2 separate regions of the Homo sapiens genome follow, and region 1 is linked to region 2. The links are chromatin loops, found by intact Hi-C in ENCODE. Cell type or tissue: sigmoid colon. All regions are shown on one strand. Links, peaks and the distances in the headings refer to the core of each region. The heading gives the core; the rest is flanking DNA. Region 1 overlaps FAM53A (family with sequence similarity 53 member A). Region 2 overlaps TACC3 (transforming acidic coiled-coil containing protein 3).

Region 1 (2,901 bases), core at 160-2,659, 81 kb after region 2:
TAAGGACAAGCTAGAGGTGCATGTGGCCGTGTTCACACCTTCAGGCCCGCTGCGTTTTTGGAGGTCTTGGGTTTAGTGAGCAGATGGTGCCTTCCGCGGCCTCAGTCACGAGAGCGCAAGGCTTGTCCTCCATGGGGGGGCCTCTGCTGCACCTGCTGAGCTGTTTTCTCTGTGCCTCCTGGGTGAAAATTGAAAAACCAAAAGCTTTGAGCAGCTCCTGGTACCAAGAAAAGGACTGACTTAGTTTGTTTTTGCTGCTGTAACAAAATACCCCCGACGACGTCACTTATAAATAAGAGAAATGTATTTCTCAAGAGTTCTGGGCTGGGCACAGTGGCTCACGCCTGTAATCCCAGCACTTTGGGAGGCCGAGGTGGGCAGATCATGAGGTCAGGAGATCGAGACCATCCTGGCTAACACAGTGAAACCCTGTCTCTACTAAAAATACAAAAAATTAGCCGGCATGGTGGCGGACGCCTGTATTCCCAGCTACTTGGGAGGCTGAGGCAGGAGAATGGCCTGAACCCGGGAGGCGGAGGTTGCAGTGAGCCGAGACCGCGCCACTGCACTCCAACCTGGGCGACAGAGCAAGACTCCGTCTCAAAAAAAAAAAAAGAGTTCTGGAGGCTGGGAGCCCAAGACCCAGGCCCCAGCAAGTCTGGTGTATGGTGAGAGCCTGCCCTCTGCTTCCAAGATGGCCTCTTGTGGCTGTGTCCTCACCTGGCGGAGGAGATAGAGGACGCGGAGGACTGAGGCTGGTTCCCTCCAGCCCTTTATGAGGCTCTCGTGTCTTGTGCAGGCCCGCAGGACCTGATCAACTCCCAACACCATGGTAGAGATTTGGAGGTATACGTTCAAACTGTAGCAGGGACCATCAAGAACATGGAATGTTTGAGACGGCGCAGACCGAAAATCTGGAATTTGTAGCTGCTGATTTTTCTTGCTTGTTTTCTCAGACCTTCTCTCCAGGAGCCATGCCCAGGGTGGTCAGAGGTGGTGAGTGAGGTGGCAGAAGCGAGTGCTGGGCAGGGGGCGCACTGCTGGGCACTCACTCCATACCTCCTGATGGGCACTGGCTGTCCCATCCCCCTTGGGATGAGGAGCCGGTGCCATCAGTGGCTGCACGGTCAGGGCGGAGAGTCCCCTCCTTCTGCCTCTGTGTGGAGGGCTGGGGAGACAGGGAGGATCTTTGTTCTCCAGCTTCCTGGCTTTGTAAGGCTGTGTGCCCCTCACAGCCCGAGCAGGTTGTCTGAGCAGGGCTCACTCAGCCAGTTTTTTCATGTGCCGTCGGCCAGCTCCCCTGTCTAGAATGCTCCAGTCCGTACTTTCCTAATAACCCTCTCTTCTGCAGGGTTGGGAGGGCGCTCACCAGAGGCAACAAGGGGTCTAGGGTCCCGGTGCTTCTCACACTGGCCTCCTCGCCTGACACACGCACGGAGCTTGCTCTGGCCATCTCTGTCCCTGCCTGTGCCATGGACATCCCTGCGCCCTGTGGGCCTCTGTGGCTTGGCCGGCCTGTGCCTCCCTGTGGCAGGAGGGAGGTGCTTGGCTCTGCTTGGCTGCCTGTTTCAACATGCACTGTGCTGCGCTCCAGGCACTGCCAGGCCCTTGGGGAGCACCCCCCACCCTTGACTGCTGCCTGGCCCTGCTGCAGAGCGGCCCACGGCCAGGGCCGCCTTGGCTGTGAGGGGACCCTGTGAGCCCCTCCCACATGGTGGATGGAGCTTGCGCTTTCTCAAGAGAGTAAACCCGTGTTTTAGTTTGACAAAAGCCAGAGGCTTTGGCAAGGGGCAGGTACAGATGTGGCTGAGACAGGGCCCTGGACGTTTGCTGAGTGACGTCAGGTCAGCTCGTAGGAGGCTTCCCTGACCTTCCAGGGTCTCACCGGCTTCCGGTAGCTGAGTTAACCCACCTCAGGTGCTGGAGGCCCTCCAGCTGTCAGCTGGGGTCCGTGCACCCCCCAGACTGCCTGGAGGGCTTCGCACACAGTTTGAAAGGCCTCTGCGCTTTGGAGCCCAATTTGGAACTTGAAGGCTTGACCTTTGTGTTTTGGACAACTGTTTTGTGTTTAACCTCAGATGGAAGTGACCATCCAACCAGAGTGATGGTAGCAGGAGCTGGGACGGAGCCCCGGGGCTGGCGCCCAGGGACAGGGGGCGCGAGGCGGATGGGTGGCGCAGTCCAGGCCAGCATCGGCCCCGTGGGCCTCGGTTTCCACCGTCTCTACAGCGTGGGTGGCCCCTTCAGTTCCGTGTGGCCTTCGCTAGCGCTGTTGGGCGCTGAGCTGTACAGCTGCCGTGTCTGTGGGCAGAAGTTTTTTCTCCTGCACCGACTGTGTCGTCCAGAGGCGTTCAGAGCCTGCTGTTTTCACGCTCTAGCCGCACAGCTGTGCCCGCGAGTGCGAGTCCCGCGTCCGAGGCCTCGGCGTGAGCTTACAGCATCTGTCGGGTCCGAGCAGTCAGTCCAGAGGGTCGACTCTGAATGAAAACAAAACGCCGTGGTTTGAAATGGAAGGAAACCTGGCCCCTGAAGGTGCGTAGCGTCCCCGCCACCCCGGTGCGTGTGTAGTGCAGCCTGGTGGTGCTGTGGATTGGAGGCCATCCTGTGTGGGCAGCACGGCAGCCAGAGTCTGCAAGGTCACGGGTGACACCAGACCGAGCTGGTGAGACCCGGACCTCCACGCCATCCAGCAGGGGCCCAGCAGACCAGCCACATCCTCATGCCGGGCCTGGGGCTTGTACGGACAAGTGATGTCCATGGGCAAATTCACTTTGATTTGAATGAAAAATAAGTTATGCATCCCTATTTTGTGACCAAAACATGTGGCCAGTTGTATCTTTAAAGATTTGAGTGGGGCTGGGCGTGGTGGCTCATGCTTGTAATCCCAGCACTTTGGGAGGC
Region 2 (2,901 bases), core at 103-2,602:
AGGTCAGCCAGGGCACCTGGGCCAGACTCGCTGGAGCTGCCACTCCCAAAGGCTGGGCTTGCATCCCCCAGGAGGTCGGTGTCAGCCTCCACTGGTTTCTGTAGAATTCCATGAGTAGTTTTGGCATCCACTTCCTTGATGAGCTGTTGGCTTTTAAAAGAGACTTAATCAACGTGAAGCAGCGAGTACCTGGTGAGGTTAGGGGCCTCAGCATTCATTCTCAACATAGGTTTAACATTCTCACACCAGAAGCAGGGCTGAGTCACCCTTGGCACGGCTTCCCGTTCTCCACCCCCCACCTCAGTTCCTCAATGTAGTTCCTTCCTGTCCTCCCAGGGACCAGCTCCCGGTGGAACGGCTGGACACAACCACGTGACTTCCTCGCTGACCCCGCCCTCATGCTTCTTGGGGTTCCAAGTTACAGGGGTGCCTCTGGGCTGCTTGCCTGTTTAATTGTGCTCATCACGCGCTTTGCCAGGTGCTGGACCCAGACTCCTCCAGCAGCCTCTGCCACCCAAACAGCACTCGTCATCATGCACGAGGTCTGCCCCCAGGCCCACAGCATGCACACAGCACAGGCTGCTGCCTGGGGGGTCAGATGTGGGACAGCACACCCAAATGCCTCAAGCTGATGCCAGAGAAAGAAGCCTGGAGGCATCTCTCCCACCTGGTAGACTGGGCTCCTCAATTTCCCACCACTTCCTTTATTTTTATGTTTTTTTTTTTTGAGACGGATTTTTGCTCTGTTGCCAAGGCTGGAGTGTAATGGCATGATCTCGGCTCACTGCAACCTCCACCTCTGGGGTTCAAGCGATTCTCCTGCCTCAGCCTCCCAAGTAGCTGGGATTACAGGTGCCCGCCACCATGTCTGGCTAATTTTGTTTTGTATTTTTAGTAGAGACAGGTTTTCATCATGTTGGTCAGCCTGGTCTCAAACTCCTGACCTTAGGTGATCCACCCGCCTCGGCCTCCCAGTGCTAGGATTACAGGCAGGAGCCACCGCACCCGGCATCCACCATTTCCTGTAAAAAATCCATTCGAGCACCTGCCCACCAGCATACAGTGACCCCACCCTACTCCCCGATAGACAAGGCTGGCTGCCACCCTCTCAGCTGTCCCCTGCCTATGCTCCAGGGCCTGGCCCCAGTCCTCTGTGTGGCCTCCAGCCTGCTGTGGGCCTGTAAGTCATATAATCATTATTTCCGCCTGTGTTTCTCCTAATCACTGAAGGGTGTGCACCACTTAATGACCCTGAATTCTAACATTAAGGGACCTGACAGCATTCCGATAACACTTTAATCTGCGTGAAAACATCAGCTACAAGCAAAACAAGAAAGCTCAGTCAACATTGTCCTGTGGCTTAAACCTCACCCGAGGACATGCCCAACAGATCAGTCCTGGGGACTTGCAGGCCCCAGGATGGCCAGCAGGGGGCGTGGTAAACAAAGGTTTTCTGCATGAATCTGCTTTCCCCTTCAAGTCGGGGACTGGCAGTGCTGTGGCCAGGGACAGTCAAAGCCTTCACTGAAGGGCAGGGCTGAGGTGCAGGATGCCACCTGCAGGCACAGAAGGACCTGAGTGGCCTCTGCGACGCCTCCCTGGGATGGCGCCTGCTACAGTGGAGTGGCACAGGTGCAGAGAACACCTTCCCAGGGACCCACCTGTCTCTGGGGCACTCGCTGCTCACAATGTGGGACTGCATGGCGCAGGGCCCCTGACAGAAGAGGCGGCTGTTGGGATGGTTGGGGCTGGACTACAACACAGAGGGCACAAACACTGTTTCACCTGTTCCCCAGCCTTCAGGTCCCTGAGAAGACGCAGGGTCATGTGCCAGTGCCTCAGATAAGGGGCCCATGTCACCTGCCCTTCTCTTCCAACTCTAAGTTTGAAGATGTCAAAACTGAGAAACTGAGGGTGAGGGACCTGTCAGACTGCTCACAACTCCTCTGCTGCCCAGCTGCCACCTTGGGGCGGCACTGCCTTCCCAGGCGGCCACTCGGCTGTCCTCTGAATGACACGTGGGCAGCTGCACGCAGCGGCTGCTCTTGGTCTCATCCCACTGACGTGGGAGCACCACAGTGACCACCACCTGGGCCTCAGCAGAGTTCCAGAAAGGAGATGACAGCCACGAGTCCAAGCCACAAGCTCAGAGTCACTCTGGCTGGAGCCCCTCAGGGCCAACCTCTCAAGCCCCTCCCAGCTCCTCTACACCCTCTGCCCTATGGAGGCTGCTGGGTGATCCTGGAGGCATAGGGGAGAGGCAGGGGATCTGTGGCTCTGGGACGGATCACACCCATGGCAGCTGGGAGGCGACTTCTCTGCTGCTGGGTCTCCCTTCCTTCTTGGGGTCGTTGTAAACCAATGTTTGATTCATTCTCGCTTCGTTTGACCAAATTTCAAAAGGGGCAAAAAACAAAGTTGAAAAGTAGCAAGCAGACATGGGAAGAACTGCAAATTCAGGCTGGAGGGGTAGAGGGGAGACGGACCCAGGGCCCAGAGAAGGATGTAGGAAATGCTGCCTGCACTTACTGGTGACATTTTATCTCAGGGGGTGAGAAGCATCAGTGGTATTCTGTTCCTTATGCTTTTCTCTGCACATCTAAAATCTGCTTAAAAGTTTTGGGCCAGCCGGGCGTGGTGGCTCATGCCTGTAATCCCAGCACTTTGGGAGGCCGAGGCCGGCAGATCACCTGAGGTCGGGAGTTCAAGACCAGCCTGACCAACACGGATAAACCCCATATTTACTAAAAATACACAAAATTAGCCAGGTGTGGTGGCGCATGCCTGTAATCCCAGCTACTCGGAGGCTGAGGCAGGAGAATCGTTTGAACCTGGGAGGCGGAGGTTGTGGTGAGTTAAGATCGCACCATTGCACTCCAGCCTGAGCAACAAGAATGAAAC

Evidence for each region. Hi-C counts contacts between places; a loop is a spot of excess contacts. Peaks named below come from ENCODE experiments on the same cell type or tissue, not always from the same donor. Only the 100,000 strongest peaks of a DNase experiment are listed, where the experiment ranks them.
Region 1: a loop joins it to region 2, with 2.2 times the contacts of the local background. A loop is called at or near these places in 2 of 110 quality-filtered maps.

Annotation. Positions count from the first base shown.
Region 1 is chr4:1,643,820-1,646,720 of GRCh38, reverse strand. All of the region lies in intron 4 of FAM53A (family with sequence similarity 53 member A), which reads left to right. Among named protein-coding and RNA genes, the nearest start is that of FAM53A, 39 kb to the left of the region's middle. In sigmoid colon, for the core only: no CTCF peak of the experiment used is centred there; a DNase peak (open chromatin) is centred at 1,680; H3K4me3 peaks cover 671 bases.
Region 2 is chr4:1,724,957-1,727,857 of GRCh38, reverse strand. TACC3 (transforming acidic coiled-coil containing protein 3) reads right to left here. Exons shown (of 16, transcript NM_006342.3): 4 at 1-150. Among named protein-coding and RNA genes, the nearest start is that of TACC3, 4.9 kb to the right of the region's middle. In sigmoid colon, for the core only: CTCF peaks have their summits at 1,228 and 1,429 (motif pointing right); DNase peaks (open chromatin) are centred at 318 and 1,457; H3K27ac peaks cover 939 bases.